Regions from separate parts of the Homo sapiens genome. Here region 1 is linked to region 2. Evidence: chromatin loops called from intact Hi-C (ENCODE). Cell type or tissue: B cell. All regions are shown on one strand. Each heading gives the region's core, and the rest is flanking DNA. Links, peaks and the distances in the headings are about the cores only.

The links. Hi-C counts contacts between places; a loop is a spot of excess contacts. Peaks named below come from ENCODE experiments on the same cell type or tissue, not always from the same donor. Only the 100,000 strongest peaks of a DNase experiment are listed, where the experiment ranks them.
Region 1: a loop joins it to region 2, with 21 times the contacts of the local background. A loop is called at or near these places in 11 of 110 quality-filtered maps.

The regions. Positions count from the first base shown.
Region 1 is chr17:43,333,341-43,346,014 of GRCh38, forward strand. No RefSeq gene overlaps it. Among named protein-coding and RNA genes, the nearest start is that of LINC00910, 49 kb to the right of the region's middle. RefSeq lists a silencer at 5,719-5,768. In B cell, for the core only: CTCF peaks have their summits at 5,793 (motif pointing left) and 5,998; a DNase peak (open chromatin) is centred at 5,741.
Region 2 is chr17:42,999,574-43,009,421 of GRCh38, forward strand. It overlaps IFI35 (interferon induced protein 35), which reads left to right and starts at 7,211. Exons shown (of 7, transcript NM_001330230.2): 1 at 7,211-7,395. The coding sequence starts at 7,375. It overlaps RPL27 (ribosomal protein L27), which reads left to right. Exons shown (of 5, transcript NM_000988.5): 3 at 360-529; 4 at 3,100-3,210; 5 at 3,299-3,386. The coding sequence ends at 3,347. It overlaps LOC124904006 (a long non-coding RNA gene), which reads right to left and starts at 360. Exons shown (of 2, transcript XR_007065759.1): 1 at 148-360. RefSeq lists an enhancer at 7,071-7,380. In B cell, for the core only: a CTCF peak has its summit at 7,147 (motif pointing right); a DNase peak (open chromatin) is centred at 7,188; H3K4me3 peaks cover 745 bases; H3K27ac peaks cover 1,128 bases.

The DNA.
Region 1 (12,674 bases), core at 4,519-7,018, 330 kb after region 2:
ATGAGCAATTTTGAATGTCTGCCAATCTCATCCCAATCCTTAAGTTCTAAAGTTCCCTCAGTAGGAAACCAAGGGCAAAGAAGATCTACAACATCAAACAGTTCAATTAACTTATCAGTAGATACTTTTAACCACTCCTTCTTTAAGGAGAGTTTTTATAAAATTTAAATAAGCTGAGTACTTAGTACAGGCCTGTCCCTTGGTGTCCCCGGGATACTCTGAGTGCCCAAGCTTACCACCAAGCTTATTGACCTCAATCCTCAGGAATCTGTCATTGAAATCCTCTGCTGTGTTTCACGCTCAAAGTGCAACTTCACACAGCGAGAGAGAAATTCTCGTTGGGCGCCAGATGTAGGGTCCAACCCTACAGGGCCTTTGGGGTTTTCTCTTGTGTGTGGAGATGATAGATCATAGAAATAAAGACACAAAACAAAGAGATAGAATAAAAGACAGCTGGGCCCGGGTGAACACTACCACCAAGACGCGGAGACCGGTAGTGGCCCCGAATGCCTGGCTGTGCTGTTACTTATTGTATACAAGGCAAGGGGGCAGGGTAAGGAGTGCAGGTCATCTCCAATGATAGGTAAGGTCACGTGAGTCACGTGACCACTGGACAGGGGCCCTTCCCTATTTGGTAGCTGAGGTGGAGACAGAGAGGGGACAGCTTACGTCATTATTTCTTCTATGCATTTCTCGGAAAGATCAAAGACTTTAATACTTTCACTAATTCTGCTACCGCTGTCTAGAAGGCCAGGCTAGGTGCACAGAGTGGAACATGAAAATGAACAAGGAGCGTGACCACTGAAGCACAGCATCACAGGGAGACGTTTAGGCCTCCAGATGGCTGTGGGCATGGCTGCGGGTGGGCCTGACAAAGATCTTCCACAAGAGGTGGTGGAGCAGAGTCTTCTCTAACTCTCTCCCTTTCCTGGTCTGCTAAGTAACGGGTGCCTTCCCAGGCACTGGCGCTACCACTAGACCAGTCTGCTAAGTAACGGGTGCCTCCCCAGGCACTGGCGTTACCGCTAGACCAAGGAGCCCTCTAGTGGCCCTGTCCGGGCATGACAGAGGGCTCACACTCTTGTCTTCCGGTCACTTCTCACCGTGTCCTTTCAGCTCCTATCTCTGTATGGCCTAATTTTTTCTAGGTTATAATTGTAAAACAGATATTATTATAATATTGGAATAAAGAGTAAATCTACAAACTAATGATTAATATTCATATATGATCATATCTGTATTCTATTTCTAGTATAACTATTCTTATTCTATATATTTTATTATACTGGAACATCTTGTGCCTTCGGTCTCTTGCCTCAGCACCTGGGTAGCTTGCCGCCTGTAGGGTCCAGCCCTACAGGGTTTAGTGGGTGTTCTACCCATGTATGGAGATGAGAGATTATAAGAGATAAAGACACAAGACAAAGAGATAAAGAGAAAACAGCTGGGCCCAGGGGACCATTACCACCAAGACGCAGAGACCAGTAGGGGCCCGGAATGGCTGGGCTCGCTGATATTTATTACATACAAGACAAAGGGGGAAGAGTAAGGAGGGTGAGACGTCCAAGTGATTGATAAGCTCAAGCAAGTCACATGATCATGGGACAGGGGGCCCTTCCCTTTTAGGTAGCTGAAGCAGAGAGGAAAGGCAGCATACATCAGTGTTTTCTTCTAGGCACTTATAAGAAAGTTCAAAGATTTTAAGACTTTCACTATTTCTTCTACCACTATCTACTATGAACTTCAAAGAGGAACCAGGAGTACAGGAGGAACATGAAAGTGGACAAGGAGCATGACCACTGAAGCACAGCACCACGGGGAGGGGTTTAGGCCTCCAGATGACTGCAGGGCAGGCCTGGATAATATAAAGCCTCCCACAAGGAGGTGGTGAAGCAGAGTGTTTCCTGACTCCTCCAAGAACAGGGAGACTCCCTTTCTTGGTCTGCTAAGTAACGGGTGCCTTCCCAGGCACTGGCATTACTGCTTGGCCAAGGAGCCCTCAACCGGCCCTTATGTGGGCATGACAGAGGGCTCACCTCTTGCTTTCTAGGTCACTTCTCACAATGTCCCTTCAGTACATGATCCTACACCCATCAATTATTCCTAGGTTATATTAGTAATGCAACAAAGACTAATATTAAAAGCTAATGATTAATAATGTTTATACATTATTGATTGATAATTGTCCATGATCATCTCTATATCTAATTTGTATTGTAAGTATTCTTTATTCTAACTATTTTCTTTATTATACTGCTACAGTTTGTGCCTTCAGTCTCCTGTCTTGGCACCTGGGTAATCCTTCGTCCACAGCTGCCCAAATCTCCCCTCTTTTTATTGACTAGGATCATCATTGCCATCATTGCTTGTTGACTTTGGGCTTTTCATCGGACTCCCTGAAGACATCTGCATACTAAAAGCAGACAACATAAACACACCAATATCAGTAATGCTAGTGACAATAGTGAACCTCTAAGGGGTTTGATCCGTTTAAAAAGATTAAGATCGGATAATACTTTGGTGATTTCCTCAAAAATATGAGAGCCAGGAACGGTAGTTAAGTGAGCCTGTGAGGCCCCCAAAATTTGCTCTTTCAGTTTTGAAATATCTTAAGTTAGATTATCATCCCAGGCTTTGAATGTCTCATGACTTTTTCCCAGCTATGCTGATCTTTTTTATAAGCATAAGGCATTATGCAATAATCAGAATTATTCCAATCACATTGTAATTGCATACGGTGTTGCAAATTCATAACTCTATCTCCCAGCCATATCACACTCTGGTGGAGATCATTAATTTGATTAGCCAAATTTGATCAACTTGAGCCTGAGAATTCCAGAGTCTGGTGGAGTTTTTGTTTGTTTGTTTGTTTTTTTGCCACACTTCCACATATTGAGTGGTCTGAACAGAGTTGTGGATAGCAACTCCAGCTGCCATTGCTGTGGCAGTGACAGCAATTAATCCTGCAATGACTGCAATAAGAGTAAAGATGAATCTCTTCGTTCTCTTAAGGATTCCTTTAAGGATTTCATTGACTATATGAATAGAGGGAGAAGACTCCCAAGGGTGGTGTAAAGAAACGGTATCCTTACCCCCTCCCTAGCCCTTACCAGGAGAATACTTGTTATGGGATGAAATGTAACACGAATACATGTAAACAATTTGCAATCATCAAATTCTATGGTTTGGCTGTTGGGGGGTGATAATTATATTTCCGACTAATAGCATATAAGGGGATTTTACACAGCTCCTGCTAGGTATCACCTGTTCAGACATCAAGGTGACTTTGTATACGTCTGTCTTGGTATTAGTGGGAATGATCTGATAGGTTACATTCCATATCCTAATTCCAGTCATGGCAGCAGCCAATTTCCACAATTCAGGATGTTCTGGGGTAACAATAGGATGAATCACTTTTGGTCTAGGAGGAATGATCACTTTGTCCATCCATTTGAATGGGTAAGGAGACACCCATTCCCTCAGCCTGTAGGACTGCCATCCCTCCTCTACATAATCTATCAAATAGTTGAACTCAGAATATTTGGCATTTAGGCTGGAAAAATTTAGCCAATAATATCCTCTTGGAGCCCAGTCAATAACCACCTGTAATCAGGCCCTGTAACACTACTGCTTTTGGAGCATTACAATCATTCCATACAATAGTTTCAACTGTAAAAGGTTCCCTGGTAGGTTCACTTGAACAGTCTAGCAGTCCTTTTGTTGTATTATGTTTGGTAGTGACGGGAACTCTCCATTCCTCATGAGGATTAAGTTTAACAGTCATGATCTGAAAAGAATTACTACTAAACTCATTATGTACTTGATAAGAATCATTATTAGAGGACGGTACAGTCCATATCCAATTTTGATTAGAGAAAGCTAAGCAGCCAGGTGACATTCCTATGCACAATGGCGGGTATTTATATCCAATTGACAAATTAAACTGCATACCTTCTTCCTCTGGTTGAGCAGGAAACCTGTCATCGTTAGGGACTGGTATAAATGCACTACTATTAGTATATAGGCAGCATTTGCGAAGCTGTTGAATGACCTCATCATTTAGTATAGTTTGATTTGTAATTGCAGGCCATTGTCCCATTCCCAATAACTGGTCAGCTGTAATATTAACAGGAGGATTAGAGCCTTGATTAAGCTGAACTCGATCGTGGACAGCATCAACCCACCAAGTCCTGAATTATAAATATTGGGATTCAGATAATACTGATTTTGCTAGAATTCCCCAGTCATAAGGCACCAAACGTTTATCCTCTGCTAGAGCTTTTAATGTGGAATGCACAAAAGGGGAGATGGTGCTGTATTGTTTCACTGATTCTTTGAAATCTTTGAGGAATTTAAAAGAAAAACTTTCCCGTGTAGCAGGGAGTAACTGGACCTGGCCTGGATGAAAAGGATCTGGTTGGACTACTGCCTGGACTGCAGGTATACCTGGAGCTGGCTGCGCTACAGCAGCAAGCATTTATGGTATAGGTTGAGGAGCCTGATTATTTGCCTGAGGAGCCTGATTTTCAGGCTGCGGACCTTGGGGAGCCGTGTGATCAGCCACCTGCTGAGCAGGATCAGCGGGCTGTGGCTGATCCTGTGCCACAGCAACAGGAGCGGCAGGTATATGGGGATGTAGAATAAGAGGAAGTTGCTAGGCCTCAGGATGCCCATACTCCCTGGCTTGAGAAATGGCTCTCATAAGAGGAGTGTCATTTTCAGGAATGTATGTAACCTGTTGCTTATGAGCAGCCATGGTGGTGGCAACAGCAGTGGTAACCGGACCAGAAGCCAAAAAGAGATTCGAGTTTTGAATAGAGGAAGAATCAAGAACCTGTAAGCCAGGATGAGGTGCGATTACCTGCTGGGCAGGTCTTTTAGGGTTGAGAAATCAAGGCTGCTGCAGTAACTGCAGGACAGGCTTCGAGGGAGCCTGATGCACCAAAGGAGAAGCAGAAGTGAGAGATGGATAACCAGGCTGTGGAGGGATAGGGTTGAGGGCCTCATTGCCAGGCCAAACAGGCAGAAGGTTGAGAGCCCTACAGCAGGGCTGAACAGAGACACAGTTGAGAGCCTGTAGGGGCCAGCCCTACAGGGTCTGTGGGTTTTTCTCCCCGTGTGCGGAGACAAGAGATCATAGAAACAAAGACAAAAGACAAAGAGATAAAAGAAAAGACAGCTGGGGCTGGGGGACCACTACCACCAAGACGTGGAGACCAGTAGTGGCCCCAAATTCCAGGCTGCGCTGTTATTTATTGGATACAAGACAAGGGGGCAGGGTAAGGAGTGTTAGCCATCTCCAATGATAGGTAAGGTCACGTGGGTCATGCATCCACTGGAAAGGGAGCCTTTCCCTGTTTGGCAGCCGAGGCGGAGAGAGAGGAGAGACAGCTTACACCATTATTTCTGCATTTCAGAGACTTTTAATACTTTCAGTAATTCTGCTATTGCTATCTAGAAGGCAGAGCCAGGTGTACAGGATGGAACATGAAAGCAGACCAGGAGCATGACTACTGAAGCACAGCATCACAGGGAGACGGTCAGGCCTCTGGATAACTGCAGGCAGGCCTGACTTATGTCAGGCCCTCCATAAGAGATGGTGGAGTAGAGTCTTCTCTAAACTCCCCTGGGGAAAGGGAGACTCCCTTTCCTGGTCTGCTCAGTAGCAGGTGCTTTTCCTTGGCACTGACGCTACCACTAGACCATGGTCCGCTTGGTACGGGCATCTTCCCAGACGCTGGCATTACTGCTAGACCAAGGAGCCCTCTGGTGGCCCTGCCTGGGCATAACAAAAGGCTCACACTCTTGTCTTCTTGTCACTTCTCACCATGTCCCCTCAGCTCCTATCTCTGCATGGCCTGCCTTTTTCTAGGTTATGATTGTAGAGTGAGGATTATTATAATATTTGAATAAAGAGTAATTACTACAAACTAATGATTAATGGTATTTATATATAATCATATCTATGAGCTATATCAGTATAACTCTTGTTATTTTATATATTTTATTACACTGGAACAGCTCGTGCTCTCGGTCTCTTGCCTCGGCACCTGGGTGGCTTGCCACCCACATCTCCCCGCTTTTTATTAACTAGGATCACCATTGCCATCATTGCTTGTCGTTGACTTTGGACTTGTCTTCGGATTCCTTGCGGGATCTGCAGACTAAAAGTAGACAACATAAGCATACCAATATTAATAATGCCAGTGACAACAATGATCCTCTGAGGGGTTTGATCCATTTAAAGGGATTAAGATCAGATAATTCTTTAGCTATTCCTTCAAAAATGTCTGAGCCCAGAACAGTGGATAAATGAGCCTGTGAAGCCTCAAAAATTTGTTCTTTAAGTTTTGAAATATCCAAGGTTAAGTTATCATCCCAGGTTTTTAAATGTCTTGAGACCGATTCCCAGCTATGCTGATCTTTATTATAAGCATAAGGTGTTATACAGTAATCAGAAGTATTCCAATCACATTGTAATTGCATACGGTGTTCCAAATTCATAACTGTATCTCCCAGCCATATTACACTTTGGTGGAGATAATTAATTTGATTAGCTAACTTTTGATCAATTTGAGTCTGAGAATTCCAAAGTCTGGAGGAGTTTTTTTGCCATGCTTCAACATATTGAGTGGTTTGAACAGAACTGTGGATCTCAACTCCAGCGGTTGCCACTGTTGCAGAAACCGCAATTAGACCTGCAATGACTACAATAACAGTAAAAATAAATCACTTTGTTCTTTTCAGGATACCTTTAAGAACTTCATTGACTATGTGTATAGAGGGGGAAGACTCCCATGGATGATGTAAAGAAACTGGTATCCATACCCCCTCCCTAGCCCTTACGAATAGAATACTTGTTGTGGGATTAAAAGTAGCATCAATGCACATGAACAGCTTACAATTATCACATTCTATATTTTGTGTATTGGGAATGATAATTATATTTCCAACCAACAGCATGTAAGGGGGTTTGACACAGCTCCTGATACGTATCACCTGTTCAGACATCAAGGTGATGTTGAATGTGGGTGTTTTGATATTAGTGGGAGAGAGTTGATAGGTAGCACTCCATATCCTTATTCCTGTCATAGCTGCAGCTAATTTCCATAATTCAGGATGTTCTGGGGTAACAATGGGATGAATCATTTTTGGTCTAGAAGGAACAATGCCTGTGTTCATCCATTTGAATGGGTAAGGAGACACCCATTCTCTCAACCTGTAGGACTGCCATCCGTCCTCTAATATTGTAACAAATAATTGAACTCTGAGCATGTCGTATTCTGGCTGGAGCAATCCCGCCAATAATGGCATTACAATTATTCCATAAAATTGAATTCACCAGAAAAGGTCCCTTTGTAGATTCCTTTGGGCAGTCTGGCAGTCCTTTTGTTTTATTGCTGTTAGTAGTGACCAGAACCCACCATTCCTCTTGTGGATTAAGTTTAACAGAAGTTGAAAAGAATTGCTACTGAACACATTATGTACTTGATAAGAATCATTTGTAAAGGACGGTACTGTCCACATCCAATTCTGGTAAGAATAAACTAAACAGCCAGGCGACATCCCAGTGCATAGTGGTGGATATTTATAGCCAATTGACAGATTAAAGTGCATACCTTCTTATTCTGGTTGAGCTGGAAACCTATCATCATTAGGGACCGGCATGAATGCACTATTATTAGTGTAAACTTCTACTGAGGAGTCCATCCAGGAGACAGACTGAATTAAAGGGGGAAAAGAACACATGCCCAGTAGGTATAATTTTGAGTTGCCCAAACTGGTGGTATACTCACCACTGCACTGACTACCATAAAGGCAGCCAGAATTATATTACCTGTCGTTTTGGGGATTCATTTTTCTCTTAATGATTTTTCTGTTGATGGGATAAGACCTTTATTTGACCCCAAGTTGGTGGAGTTAAATGAGTGGTGTTGTAGGTCACACGGCGAGATTTTGTCTCAATGTCGAGGTCATGAAGTTTATGTGTCAGGCGGTGATACTTGCTCTTTGGTTTCAGAGGGGTCTTTGCCTTTTGTTTCTGGGAGTGTTTCTTCTTGGGAGTTATGGTGCAATTTCAGTTGTCGGGAGGGAACCCACACAGGTTGTTGTCCTTTTCCTGGGGAAACACAAGCAAAACCCCTACCCCATGTTACGACAGTGCCTAATTCCCATTTGTTAGTTTTTGCATCCTTCCACCATACGTGCATTCCTTTTTGTGGATCAAATTTATTTCCAGTGAAATGTTGTTCTGCTGTTGTAAAAAGTTGATTTCTTAGTAGGTTTAAGAAATTTCAGTATAAAAGCAGCCAGATTTAACTAACTGAGCATAAGGGGTAGCAGCATCCCTCTGTTTTAGTGTCCTGTTTCCGAAGTTGCTCTTTGAGTGTTTTATTGGCTCGTTCCACCAAGGTCTGTCCTTGAGAGTTATAGGGGATGCCAGTTGTGTGAGTAATTGCCCATGTCTGAGTGAACTTTTTAAAAGCAGCACTAGTGTAGCTGGGGCTGTTGTCAGTTTTTAGTTTCTTGGGACAGCCCATAACCGAGAAACATGAAAGTATGTGTCATTTAACATGAGCCATACTTTCCCCCTGTTTGACAAGTGGCCCAGACAAAATGAGAAAAAGCATCAATAGTTACATGTATAAAAGACAGCTTGCCAAAAGCAGCATAATGAGTCATATCCATTTGCCAGAGAGCATTCTGTGAAAGTCCTCTAGTGTTAACTTCTGAAGAAAGTGGATGTAAAATTAACACTTGACAAGTAGGACAGTGACATACAATGGTTTTAGCTTGTTTCCATGTGAGGGGGAACTTTTTTCAGAGTCCCACAGCATTGACATGAGTTAAAGTATGAAAATTTTCTGCATATGTAAAAACGGGAGCAAGTAATGTATCAGCTCTGGCATTTGCTGCCAAGAGAGGTCTGGGGAGGGTTGTGTGACCCCGAATATGAGTAATGTAGGAAGGAGAAGACCTTGATCTGAGTATGGACTGAAACCTTTGGAAAAGAAAAAGTAGGTTGTCATCAGGCAGAAATTTGATTCAGGCAGTTTCAATGTTGTGAGCAACATGTACTACATACGCCGAATCAGAAACAATGTTAACTGCTTCAGGGAAATATTCAAGAACAGCCATGATACCAAACAGCTCAGCTCACTGTGCTGAAATAGCTCCTGTGTTAAGAACATGTTCTCTTGGACCCATATATGCTGCTCGGCCATTACAGGAAGCATCAGTAAAAACAGTGGCAGCTTCAGCTAATGGGGTGTTTCTAGTAATGTTAGGCAAAATCCAAGGAGTTTAAGGAACTGAAATAATTTTACATTAGGATAGTGATTATCAGTTATACCCGGGAAACCTGCCAAATGTACTTGCCAAGAGATGCAGGTTGCAAAAGCCTGTTGGACTTGTAATCGGGTGAGGGGAACAATGATTTTTTTGGGCTCTGTACCCAAAAGATGAAGGAGACGAGAACGAGCCTGACCAATTAAGATAGAAATTTGATCTAAGTAAATAGTAAGTGTCCGTAAAGAGCTGTGTGGAAGAAAACACCATTCAATTAAATTATGTCCCTGAATAATGAGTCCTGTTGGTGAATGTTCAGTAGGAAAAATTAGTATTTCAAAAAGTAAATGTGGATTCACTCTGGTAACCTGAGACTGTTCAATGCGTTTTTCTATAAGTTGTAATTCAGAATCCACCTCAGGAGTCAGAGACCTTTTGCTGTGTAAATCAGGATTGCCCCGTAACGTTGCAAAAAGATTAGACATAGCATATGTAGGAATGCCTAAGGAGGGATGAATCCAATTAATATCTCCAAGTAATTTTTGGAAATCATTTAGAGTTTTTAAAGAATCTCATCTGAATTGAACTTTTTTGGGCTTAATAACCTTGTCCTCTAGCTGCATTCCTAAATAGTGATAAGGGGAAGAAGTCTGAATTTTTTCTGGAGCGATAACCAAACCAGCTGCTGCAACTGCTTGTTGTACTGCAGAGAAACAAGATATTAATACAGAGCGTGAAGGTGCTGCACAAAGAATATCATCCATGTAATGAATGACATAACATTGGGGAAACTGATCTCTTACTGGCTTTAGTATGGTCCCCACATAATATTGACAAATAGTAGAGTTATTAAGCATACCTTGAGGTAGGACTTTCCAATGGTAATGTGCTGCAGGAGGGATGTTGTTAAGGGTTGGAACTGTGAAAGCAAATTTTTCAAAGTCCTGAGGGGCCAGAGGAATGTAAAACAAGCAATCTTTAAGGTCAATGATGATAAGTGGCCAATACTTGGGAATCATAGTGGGGGAGGGCAAACCAGGCTGTAATGTCCCCATAGGTTGAAGGACAGCATTTGCTGCCCTAAGATCAGTAAGCATTCTCCACTTACCAGACCTCTTTTGGATAACAAAGGCAGGTGAATTCCAGGGAGAAAAAGAGGGTTTGACCCAATTTTAACTGTTCAAGAACCAAAATATGAAGTGCCTCCAGCTTATTTTTTGGGAGCAGCCACTGATCTACCCAAACCAGTTTCTGAGTTTTCCAAGTCAAAGGGATGGGATCTGGAGACTTGATAGTGACCACTTCTAAAAAGAATAACCAAGTCCTGTAGAATCTGGTTTATGGGTAGGTATAATAGGCTCGGTGATGCCTTGTGCTGATTTTCCCAAGCCCATATCTTGAACAAATCCCATTTTTGTCATAATGTCTTTACTTTGCTGGCTGTAACTGCCTTGTGGAAAAGAAATCTATGTCCCCCATTGATATAAAAGATCTTTTCCCCACAGGTTAACAGGAATGGGTGTAATGAGGGGGCAGATAGTTCCCATTTGTCCTTCAGGGCCCATGCAATGTAAAATTGTGGAGCTTGCATATACTTCTGAAGCGTCACCAACACCAACTAATGCTGTGGACATATGCTCCTTTAGCCAGTGTTGGGGCCATTGATGTAAAGCAATAATAGAAACATCAGCACCCGTATCAATCATTCCCTCAAACTTCCTCCCTTGAATATGCACAGAGCACACAGGATGAGTGTCAGAAATTTTGCTGGCCCAATAAGCCACTTTGCCTTGATAATCTGTGCTACCAAAATCTCTGTTTCTCATACAAGAACTGGATCCTAAAGGAATGTAAGGGAGTATCAGAAGTTGAGCAATGCCGTCCCCAGCTGCCACATTCCAAGGGACTGCAGAGCTAATGACAATATGAATTTCACCTGAATAGTCAGAATCAATTACACCAGTATGTACTTGAGCACCTTTTAAATTTAGACTTGAATGACCAAGTAGCAAACTGACACTGCCAGTCAGTAAGGGACCAAAAACACCTCTAGGAACAGCAATAGGCAGCTATCCAAGCAACAGAGAAATGTCTCTGGTACAAGAGAGATCTATTGCTGCTGAGCCTGCAGTGGCAGGAGACAAACACTGTACTGAGATTCCTGCTGGGGCTGGGCCATTAGATCCTGTGGCACAAATTGCTGAAGTGGGAATTGGGGTGGAGGTTGAATCGATTGGACTGGGAAGGCACCCATCTGGCTGGATGCCAGGGGCTGGGAGTTGAGGAATGCGCCATTGTTTAGAGGGGCCTGGGGCCAGCCCCTCGTTCCATTTCCCTGGTTGTTAAGCGACTGTAAAGGATTACCATCAATATCAAATCTCGAATGGCATTGAGCAGCTCAGTGATTTATCTTTTGGCATCGTGGGCATAAAGTAGAAGGTGGGACTTTCTGTTGTTGAAAAATTTTTTGTTGTTGGTGGTGGTGGGGTTGAAAAGAATGGCAACATGTACACTGGGGACAATTTCTTTTAGCATGTCCTGTCTGGCCGCATATAAAGCATTGGCCAGTGAATTGTCCAGGCGTTCGAATAGAGGCCATGGCTTGTGCCATGATCATTGCTGTGTGCAGAGTTCCTCCCACACCTTCACAGGCTTTAATGTAGGAGGTGAGTATATCACACACACACACACACACACCCATGGAATTTTACCTTTAACAGGGCGAATAGCCACCTGACAATCTGGATTTGCTTGTTCATAAGCCATGAGTTCTACAACAAGTCAATGGCCGTGGCTCAGGGATAGCTTTTTCTGCTGCGTCTTGGAGATGGGCAATAAAGTCTGGGTAGGGTTCATGTTGTCCCTGTCTGACTGCCGCAAACGATGGGCATACTTTGCCATCATCTTGAATCTTTTCCCAAGCATCTAAGCAACATTTCCACAGTTGTTCAATAACCACATCATTTACTATAGTTTGGTTTCTAATTGTAGCCCACTGACCCATTCCCAGTAACTGGTCAGCTGTAACGTTAACAGGAGGATTGGAGCCCTGATTAAGATGAATGTGTTCCTGGACAGCATCAACCCACCAAGTCCTGAATTGTAAATATTGGGATTTAGATAAGACTGACTTTCAGTCAAGTGAGCATTTTTTAAGAACACGTTGTACTGAGAACCACTTAAGCATTGAATGCGGAGAAAGCAGTGCTACCTCAGTTTTGCTGGAAGTAGACTTCTTTGATAGTTTTCTTTCTTTGATGAAGTTTCTGTATTTTCATGTTGTAAGTGGAAATACTTTTTTTTGTTTGTTTGTTTCATTTGCCTTGGAGCCAAAGTTTCTGTTCCTGGTGGTCGGGAAACTGCCTGCCGGCCAACTGACTTGAAGG
Region 2 (9,848 bases), core at 5,652-8,151:
TCTGGAGTTAGGCTGTGGTGTCTTAACCTTGGCTGTACACTTCACTAGCAGTGGAGCAAGTGAATAGATACCAAGTCCTGTGAGCAGTGCTTGGCATATAGCAAGTACTTCTTAAATGTTAACTGTTGCTACTTTTAAATCTCTTACCTCTAGTAAGCCGTTCCAGATGCTTCCTGATGGAGATAAACACTGTTCTGTTTCTCTTTGGTCATTTCTCATAGCTTTCTGTGATTTTTCTCTTTATAATGGTGGATCTTGGAGACCTGAGGGTGGAAATATTTTTTGGACACTGCACTACCTCTAACACAGGGCCTAAATAGGCCCTCAGTGAATAACAAATGTAATTCTTACTCATTTAGAACATTGATGATGGCACCTCAGATCGCCCCTACAGCCATGCTCTGGTGGCTGGAATTGACCGCTACCCCCGCAAAGTGACAGCTGCCATGGGCAAGAAGAAGATCGCCAAGAGATCAAAGATAAAATCTTTTGTGAAAGTGTATAACTACAATCACCTAATGCCCACAAGGTGAGCATTTCAAGAACTAGAATTTAAATTTCTTCTCCCTGCTCTGTTGAATAATGAGACAGACCTTGCAGCCATTCCAACACCAGGAAGGGATATCATTTCCAAAATGTTCATCTTCAACTCATAAAGTGGCTATGGTTTCCAGTTTTGCCTTTGATCCATCTTTTAAGTGTTGGGTAAAGATTGTTTTCCATCCACAGTAAACACAGGCATGGGGTCTGATCTGCCCTCTTCCACTGTTCCACCCTCAAGGATAAATACAATAGGTTTCAAAAAGTCTGTGAGTGCGTGAAAGCAAGTCTTCCCCAATTAATTTTACTCACCTGTTGGGCCCTTTAGTCTGGGGACATACACTGTCTTAGTACAGTGTTTTGTTTTGTTTTGTTTTTTTTTGAGACGGAGTCGCCCAGGTTGGAGTGCAGTGGCGGGATCTCACACCATTCTTCTGCCTCAGCCTCCCGAGTAGCTGGGAGTACAGGCACCTGCCACCACACCTGGCTAATTTTTTTTTTTTTGTATTTTTAGTAGAGACGGGGTTTCACCATGTTAGCCAGGATGGTCTCGATCTCCTGACCTCGTGATCTGCCCACCTCAGCCTCCCAAAGTGCTGGGATTACAGGCGTGAGCCACCGTGCCCGGCCAGTACAAGTGTTTTTTAAGAAGTACAAGAGGCCGGGCACAATGGCTCACGCCTGTAATCCCATCACTTTGGGAGGCCAAGGCGGATGGATCACCTGAGGTCAGGAGTTTGAGACTAGCCTGACCAACATGGTGAAACCCTGTCTCTACTAAAAATACAAAATTAGCTGGGCATGGTAATCCTGTAATCCCAGCTATTTGGGAGGCTGAGGCAGAAGAATCGCTTGAACCCGGGAGGTGGAGGTTGCAGTGAGCCAAGATCACACCATTGTACTCCAGCCTGGGCAAGGAGAGCAAAGCTCCGTCTCAAAGAGGTGCAAGGCCGGGCACAGTGGCTCACGCCTACAATCCCAGCACTTTGGGAGGCCGAGGCGAGCGGATCACAGGGTCAGGAGATCGAGACCGCACTGGCTAACACGGTGAACCTGGGAGGTGGAGATTGCAGGGAGCCGAGATCACACCACTGCACCTCCAGCAAAAGAGGTGCGAGAATTGAGAAAGTCCTGAACAATAATTGCCAGAACCCAGCAGCATGCACCTTAAAGTTTGCTGCTGGTATTGCACATTTACTCTGGGTTGGCTGACCTAAAGGGGCAGAGAGAGGCCGGACACCATGGCTCACGCCTGTAATCCCAGCACTTTGGGAGGCCGAGGCAGGTGGATCGCTTGAGGTCAGGAGTTCGAGACCAACCTGGCCAACGTGATGAAATCTCATCTCTACTAAAAAAAATTAGCTGGGCATGGTGGCTGGCACATGTAATCCCAGCTATTCCGGAGGCTGAGGTGGGAGAATCGCTTGAGTTTGGGAGGTGGAGGCTACAGTGAGCTGAGATGGCACCACTGCACTCCAGCCTGGGTGACAGAGCGAGACTCCATCTCAAAAAATAAAAATAATAATAAAAGGGCAGAGAGAGCTGTTTCTTGGGTGCTGGGATGTGGTGGGGTTGAGGCAGCTAGTGTTTGGGCTGTCATGAGAGTGACTGCATTGGCAGAACTTGAACAATAAGGAAATGATTTCAAGTAGAAAGTTAGCTAACTGTCATGATGAAAGTCAAGAAGGCCTAATTTGGCCGGGCACAGTGGCTCAGGCTTGTAATCCCAGCACTTTGGGAGGCCGAGGCAAGCGGATCACGAGATCAGGAGATCGAGACCATCCTGGCTAACACAGTGAAACCCCGTCTCTACTGAAAGTACAAAAAATTAGCCAGGCATGGTGGCAGGCGCCTGTAGTAGTCCCAGCTACTCGCAAGGCTGAGGCAGGAGAAGGGCGTGAACCTAGGAGGCGGAGGTTGCAGTGAGCCGAGATTGCGCCACTGCACTCCAGCCTGGGCAACAGCGAGACTGTGTCTCAAAAAGTGGGGGAGGGCCTCATTTGATGATTCTTAGCTAGAAAAATAAAGTAGTTGTGGGAAATTGAGAATGAAACATTGAATTTTACATTTTATTGGCTTGAATCCAATAAATGTTAAAAGTGAATTTTCAGGCCGGATGCGGTGACTCACGCCTATAATCCCAGCATTTTGGGAGGCCAAGGCGGGCGGATCACGAGGTCAGGAGATCAAGACCGTCCTGGCTAACACTGTGAAACCCCGTCTCTACTAAAAAAATACAAAAAATTAGCCAGGCCTGATGGCGGGCACCTGTAGTCCCAGCTACTCGGGAGGCTGAGGCAGGAGAATGGCGTGAACCCGGGAGGCGGAACTTGCAATGAGCTGAGATCACACCACTGCAGTCCAGCCTGGACGAAAGATTCAGACTCCGTCTCAAAAAAAAAAAAGTGTGAATTTTCAGATAATGTCATCGGGACATGGCTTTTGATGGTTGCTTCTAAGGAGTCAGACCCTGATTCCCTAGTGTCCCACAAGGATTTGGGCTGTATAGGGGCCCCGGCAGTATGTGGGCTAATCCTGCCTCTCCACCTTTGTCCCCAGGTACTCTGTGGATATCCCCTTGGACAAAACTGTCGTCAATAAGGATGTCTTCAGAGATCCTGCTCTTAAACGCAAGGCCCGACGGGAGGCCAAGGTCAAGTTTGAAGAGAGGTAAGTAGGCTTTGGTAGTGAATGGTGGAGTATGGTTTCACTATTTCCATTCCTTTCCTCATTGGTGTCCTCTTTTTTTCCCTTCTAGATACAAGACAGGCAAGAACAAGTGGTTCTTCCAGAAACTGCGGTTTTAGATGCTTTGTTTTGATCATTAAAAATTATAAAGAAAAAAAGCCTGTGTCTGCATGCTGTATGTATTACCAGACTGTGAAAAGGAGAACATTATTGAATAGGAAACACTGGGTGGGCTGGGCACGGTGGCTCACGCCTGTAATCCCAGTACTTTGGGAGGCCAAGGCGAGCGGATCACCAGGTCAAGAGATGGCCAACATGGTGAAACCTTGTCTCTCCTAAAAAATACTAAGAATTATCTGGGCCTGGTGGTGCACGCCTGTAGTCCCAGCTACTCGGGAGGTTGAGGCAGGAGAATTGCTTGAACCCGGGAGGCGGAAGTTGCAGGGAGGGCTGAGATAGCACCACTGCACTGCAGTCTGACAACAGCAAGACTCCATCTCAAAAAAAAAAAAAAAAAAAGACGCTGGGTGATGGATGAGGGGCTGGGAAAATGTTAAATCTGCCTTAATGAGATTTATGCTGCCTCTGTCCTTAGCCTGATAATCCCTGTGAAGAATTGTGTAGCCTCCCTGGCTTCTACCCATTACATGCCAGGAGAACCTCTGCCACACACACTCTGCCCCTCCTTGTGACAACCAAAGGCCCCTGAGTGGTGGGGATCAGGTATTTTTGATTGAGAACCACTAACCTGAAATTCTCAAACCTTAGCACAGATAGAGGTCACCTGGATGGTTTGTTAAACCACGGATTGCTGAAATCCTGCCCTCAGACTGATCCAGTAGGTCTGAGTTTCTAGCAGGTTTTCAGGTGACACTGGTACTGGTGTAGGTGAGATGGGGACCACCCTGGAGACCTGCTCCTGGTGGTAACGACAGATGCCTTTGGTGAATCCCTGAGCCTAGAGCAGCTGTTTAATAGGACAAGGGAGTGCTCCTCAAATGGCCTGGCTGGCAGAGACTTGAAAGAAAGTGATCAAAGGAGCTTTGGGGCATTGGGTTGTGCCACTACTGTGTAGTGCAGGAGAGACATTTGGTTCTTAGGATCTGGCATTTTATCTCTCAATGGACTGTAACTAGTCATGTTTCATGAATGAAATAGGTGCTCCATCTGAATGGTTCTGTCGCTAGAGGGAACTAAGATTCAAACAGGCCAGTTTGCCAAGTCTGCTAGGTACCACACTTGCACTTGGGAACCAGAGGGGGCGGGGTGGCGGGAAGGGGCCAAAAGTAGGATTGGTGAGTAACTGGAAAAAACTTTGGGCTAGGTTACTAGGAAACTTTTTTTTTTTTTTTTTGAGACAGAGGCTTGCTCTGTTGCCCAGGCTGGAGTGCAGTGGCACGATCTCGGCTCACTGCAAGCTCCGCCTCCCGGGTTCACGCCATTCTCCTGCCTCAGCCTCCCGAGTAGCTGGGACTACAGGCGCCTGCCACCATGCCCGGCTAATATTTTTGTATTTCTAGTAGAGACGGGGTTTCACCGTGTTAGCCAGGATGGTCTGGATCTCCTGACCTTGTGATCGTTCTACCTCAGCCTCCCAAAGTGCTGGAATACAGGCGTGAGCCACCGCGCCCAGCCACTTTTTTTTAAGATGGAGTTTTGCTCTTTCACCCACCCAGTCCGGAGCGAGGTGGCACTATCGGCTCACTGCAACTTCTGCCCCGCCCCGGGGTTCAAGCGATTCTCCTGCCTCAGCCTCCCAAGTAGCTAGGACTACAGGAGTGTGCTACCACACCCAGCTAATTTTTGTATTTTTAGAAGAGATGGGGTTTCACTATGTTGGCCAGGATGGTCTTGAACTTCTGATCTCATGATCCACCCACCTTGGCGTCCCAAAGTGCTGGGATTACAGGTGTGAGCCACTGCACCCAGCCAGGAAACTTTTTAATTGAATCTTCACACACTTAAGTATTAAGGCATCTCTATTGAGACAGACTTCTATTAAGTAGCTTGCCTACTCAGGGTCACAGAAATGGGGCTGAATTTAAAACTTTTGAGGAAAAATACAGCAAATTTTTTTCCACTCTACCTCAAGGCCCAAGTGTAAATACTGTTCCTACCAGGTTTGGATCCATGCTTTGATTCCTAGCCCTGTGACCTTGGGCAAGTTTCTAATGCTCTGTGCCTCAATTTTCTCATCTGTAAAGTGAAGAAAATAGAACCAACTTCATGGCATTGTTTTGAAGAGTTAATTCATGTAAGGCACAAGCGTGTTGGGCAGACGATAGCTCTCCTTGCTGGCCACTGTTAACAGTTTTGTGAACTTTTTTCTTTTTTTTTTTTTTGAGCCAGAGTCTCGCTCTGTCACCCAGCTGGAGTGCAGTGGCACGATCTCGGCTCACTGCAAGCTCCGCCTCCCGGGTTCAAGCGATTCCCCCGTCTCAGCCTCCCGAGTAGCTGGGACTACAGGCGCATGCCACCACGCCCGGCTAATTTTTGTATTTTTAGTAGAGACAGGGTTTCCCCATGTTGGTCAGGCTGGTCTCAAACTCCTGACCTCAAGTGATTCACCGCCTCAGCCTCCCAAAGTGCTGGGATTACAGGCGTGAGCCACTGCACCCAGCCTTTTTTTTTTTTTTTTTTTTTTTTTTAAGAGACAAGATTCACTGTGTTGCCCAGGCTGGCCTCGAACTCCTGGGCTCAAGCAGTCCTCCTGCCTCAACCTGCTGGAACTATAGGCACATGTTACCAGTGGGCCCAGCTGCTGGGATTGGCACTTTTTTTTTTTTTTTAGTCAGAATCTCACTCTGTTGCCCAGGCTGGAGTGCAGTGGTGTGATCCGGCCCGGCTAATTTTTTGTATTTTAGTAGGGACAGGGTTTCACCATGGTGGCCAGGATGGTCTCGTGATCCACCCGCCTGGACCTCCCAAAGTGCTGGGATTACAAGGCATGAGCCACTGCGCCTGGCAGTTTTGTGAACTTGAACTGTGGACTTTATCTGTCCTGATTGTGTTTCTCATTCATTCAGCAATTATTATTTTTTGAGATGGAGTTTCGCTCTTGTCACTCAGGCTGGAGTGCAACAGCGCGATCTTGGCTCAATGCAACCTCTGCCTCCCAGGTTCCAGCTATTCTCCTGCCTCGGCCTCCCAAGTAGCTGGGATTACAGGAATACACCACCACACCCGGATAATTTTTGTATTTTTTTAGTAAAGACGGGGTTTCACCACGTTGGCCAGGCTGGTGTCTAACTTGGGATCTCAGGTGATCTGCCCACCTGGGCCTCCCAAAGTGCTGGGATTACAGGTGTGAGCCACCGCACCCGGCAGTTTTGTGAACTTGAACTATGGGCGTTATCTGTCCTGACTGTGTTTCTCATTCATTCAGCAATTATTGTTTTATTTATTTTTTGAGATGGAGTTTCACTCTTGTCACCCAGGCTGGAGTGCAATGGCACCATCTCAGCTCAATGCAACCTCTGCCTCCGGGTTCCAGCTATTCTCCTGCCTCGGCCTCCCAAGTAGCTGGGATTACAGGAATGCACCTCCACGCCCGGCTAATTTTTGTATTTTTTTAGTAAAGGTGGGGTTTCACCATGTTGGCCAGGCTGGTCTCTAACTCCTGACCTCAGGTGATCTGCCCGCCTGGGCCTCCCAGAATGCTGGGATTACAGGTGTGAGCCGCCGCACCCAGCTCATTCAGCAATTATTTTATCAATGTTCAATGTGCCCAGCATTATTCTAGGCTCTAGGGAAATAATCCATTGACAAAGCAGGGTCTACCAATGGGCTTGTCGGAGATTGCTGGGAATGGTTGATGGGGGCCAGTTTGCAGTTGGGGTGAGGTGGCTTTCCTTGAGGCAGCCTGGCTGAGTGAAGTCGACTTTGCTGACCAAGAAGGCTCCTCCCAGGGGTGGGGAAGCCTCGGCAGGGGGCGGCATGTGAGCGCCAGAAGGCAGGGATTTCACGGAAATGAAAGTGGAAGCAAACAGCCTGCGAGCAGAGCCTCCTGAGGTGTATTTCGGGTCTTGCTGGGGCTGAGAGAGACCACAGCCCTTTGGGGGGTACAAACAAGAGTTCAGTTGCTGTGAATTCTGCCACTGTGCCCAGCTCTGAAGCCTCAGCTCTTGCCAAACAGACCCGAGACCCATGTCAGCCCCACTGGATGCCGTAAGTGAGGAGGAGGGAGTTGGGAAGTGGGGAAACAGGAGTAATCCTCTTGGCTAGGAACCTGCAGATATCTCAGGGCCTGGCAGCCAAGCCTCACCCTGCCCATCTCAGACCTGCTGAAGGGCTGGGGAGAAACACAGGGCTGGGGTTGCCTCTGCAAGAGTTGGTTCCCTAACCTATTGCCTCAGACAGGAGGAGCTCATTAAATCCTGTGTGTGTACACTTCTCTGGAGAGAGAATCTGTAGTTTCCATCAGATACTCAGCGGGTTCTGTGACCCAAATAACAATTGTTCTAGGCCGGGCGTGGTGTCTCACGCCTGTCATCCTAGCACTTTGGGAGGCCTTGGCAATACAGTGAAAATCCGTCTCTACTAAAATACAAAAAATTAGCTGTGTGTGGTGGTGTGCGCCTGTAATCCCAGCTACTTGGGAGGCTGAGACAGGAGAATCACTTGAACCTGGGAGGCGGAGGTTGCAGTGAGCCGAGATTGCATCACTGCACTCCAGCCTGGGTGACACAGCGAGACTCTGTCTAAAAAAAAAAAAAAAAAAATTAAACTAAAGGAATTAGGCTGGGTGTGTTGGCTCACACCTGTAATCCCAGCCAGCACTTTGGGAGGCTGAGGCGTGTGGATCACTTGAGGTTAGGAGTTCGAGACCAGCCTGGCCAACATAGCAAAACCCCATCTCTACTAAAAACACAAAAATTAGCCAGGCATGGTGGCACACACCTGTAATCCCAGCTACTAGGGAGACTGAGGCGGGAGAATTGCTTGAACCTGGGAGGCAGAGGTTGCAGTGAGCCGAGATTGTACCACTATGCTCCACTCTGGGCAACAGAGGGAGACTGTCTCTCACACACACACACACACAAAATTTATATATATATATATATATATATATACTATAAGAATTATACTTTAAGAATCACACTAGGTAATCCATAGATTAACACGGTAAAAACTTATCCCACTGCTTAGCACCTACAGAGCATTCAATATGTGTTTCTTCTTAATATTATTATTGCCAACCTTTTCAGAACCCCAGTTCCCCAAGGACAATCCCTTTTTTTTTTTTTTTTTTGAGACGGAGTCTCACTCTGTCTCCTAGGCTGGAGTACAGTGGCATGATCTCGGCTCACTGCAACCTCTGCCTCCCGGGTTCAAGCGATTCTCCTGCCTCAGCCTCCCAAGTAACTGGGAGTACAGGCACGTTCCACCATGCCTGGCTAATTTTTTGTATTTTTAGTAGAAATGGAGTTTCACCGTGTTAGCCGGGATGGTCTTGATCTTCTGACCTCGTGATCTGCCCCCCTCAAGCTCCCAAAGTGCTGGGATTACAGGTGTAAGCCACCATGCCCGGACTTTTCTTTCCTTTTTTTTTTTTTTTTTTTTTTGAGATGGAGTTTCACTCTTGTTGCCCAGGCTGAAGTGCAATAGCATGATCTTGGCTCACTGCAACCTCTGCCTTCCAGATTCAAGTGATTCTCTTGCCTCAGCATCCCAAGTAGCTGGGATTATAGGCACACATGCCACCACGCCTGGCTCATTTTTTTTTTTTTTTTTTTTTTTTGAGATGGAGTCTCGCTCTGTCACCCAGGCTGGAGTGCAGTGGCAGGATCTCGGCTCACAGCAAGCTCCGCCCCATGGGTTCATGCCATTCTCTTGCTTCAGCCTCCCAAGTAGCTGGGACTACAGGCACCCGCCACCACGCCCAGCTAGTTTTTTGTATTTTTGGTAGAGATGGGGTTGCACTGTGTTAGGCAGGATGGTCTCGAACTCCTGACCTCGTGATCCGCCTGCCTCAGCCTCCCAAAGTGCTGGGATTACAGGCGTGAGCCACCGTGCCCAGCATGGCTAATTTTTTGTAGAGACAGGGTTTCAGCATGTTGGCCAGGCTGGTCTCGAACTCCTGACCTCACATGATCTGCCTCCCTTAGCCTCCCAAAATGCTGAGATTACAGGCTTGAGCCACAGCACCCGGCTTTATATACGTTAAATTGGGCCATCTTTTTCAAATAAAAATCCAGATTTTTTGTTTTTTGGAGACAAGATCTCACTGTTTTTTCCAGGCTGCAGTGCAGTGGCTGGATCATGGCTCACTGCAGCCACCTCCACCTCTAGGGATCAATAGATCCTTCCATCTCAGCCTCCCGAGTAGCTGGGACTACAGGCATGTGCCACCATGCCTGGCTAATTTTTAAATATTTTGTAGAGGTAGAGTTTTGTCCTGTTGCCCAGGCTGGTCTCAGACTCCTGGGCTCAAGCGATCTGCCTCCCTTGGCCTCCCAAAGTGCTGGGATTACAGGCATGTGCCACAACAACCTGCCCAGATTTTTTATTTCTATTAAAAATGGGAAGATTAGGGGGCCTGGGTCCGTGGCTCCTGCCTGTAATCCCAGCACTTTGTGAGGCTGAGTTGGGCAGATCACTTCAGGTGGGAAGTTTGAGAC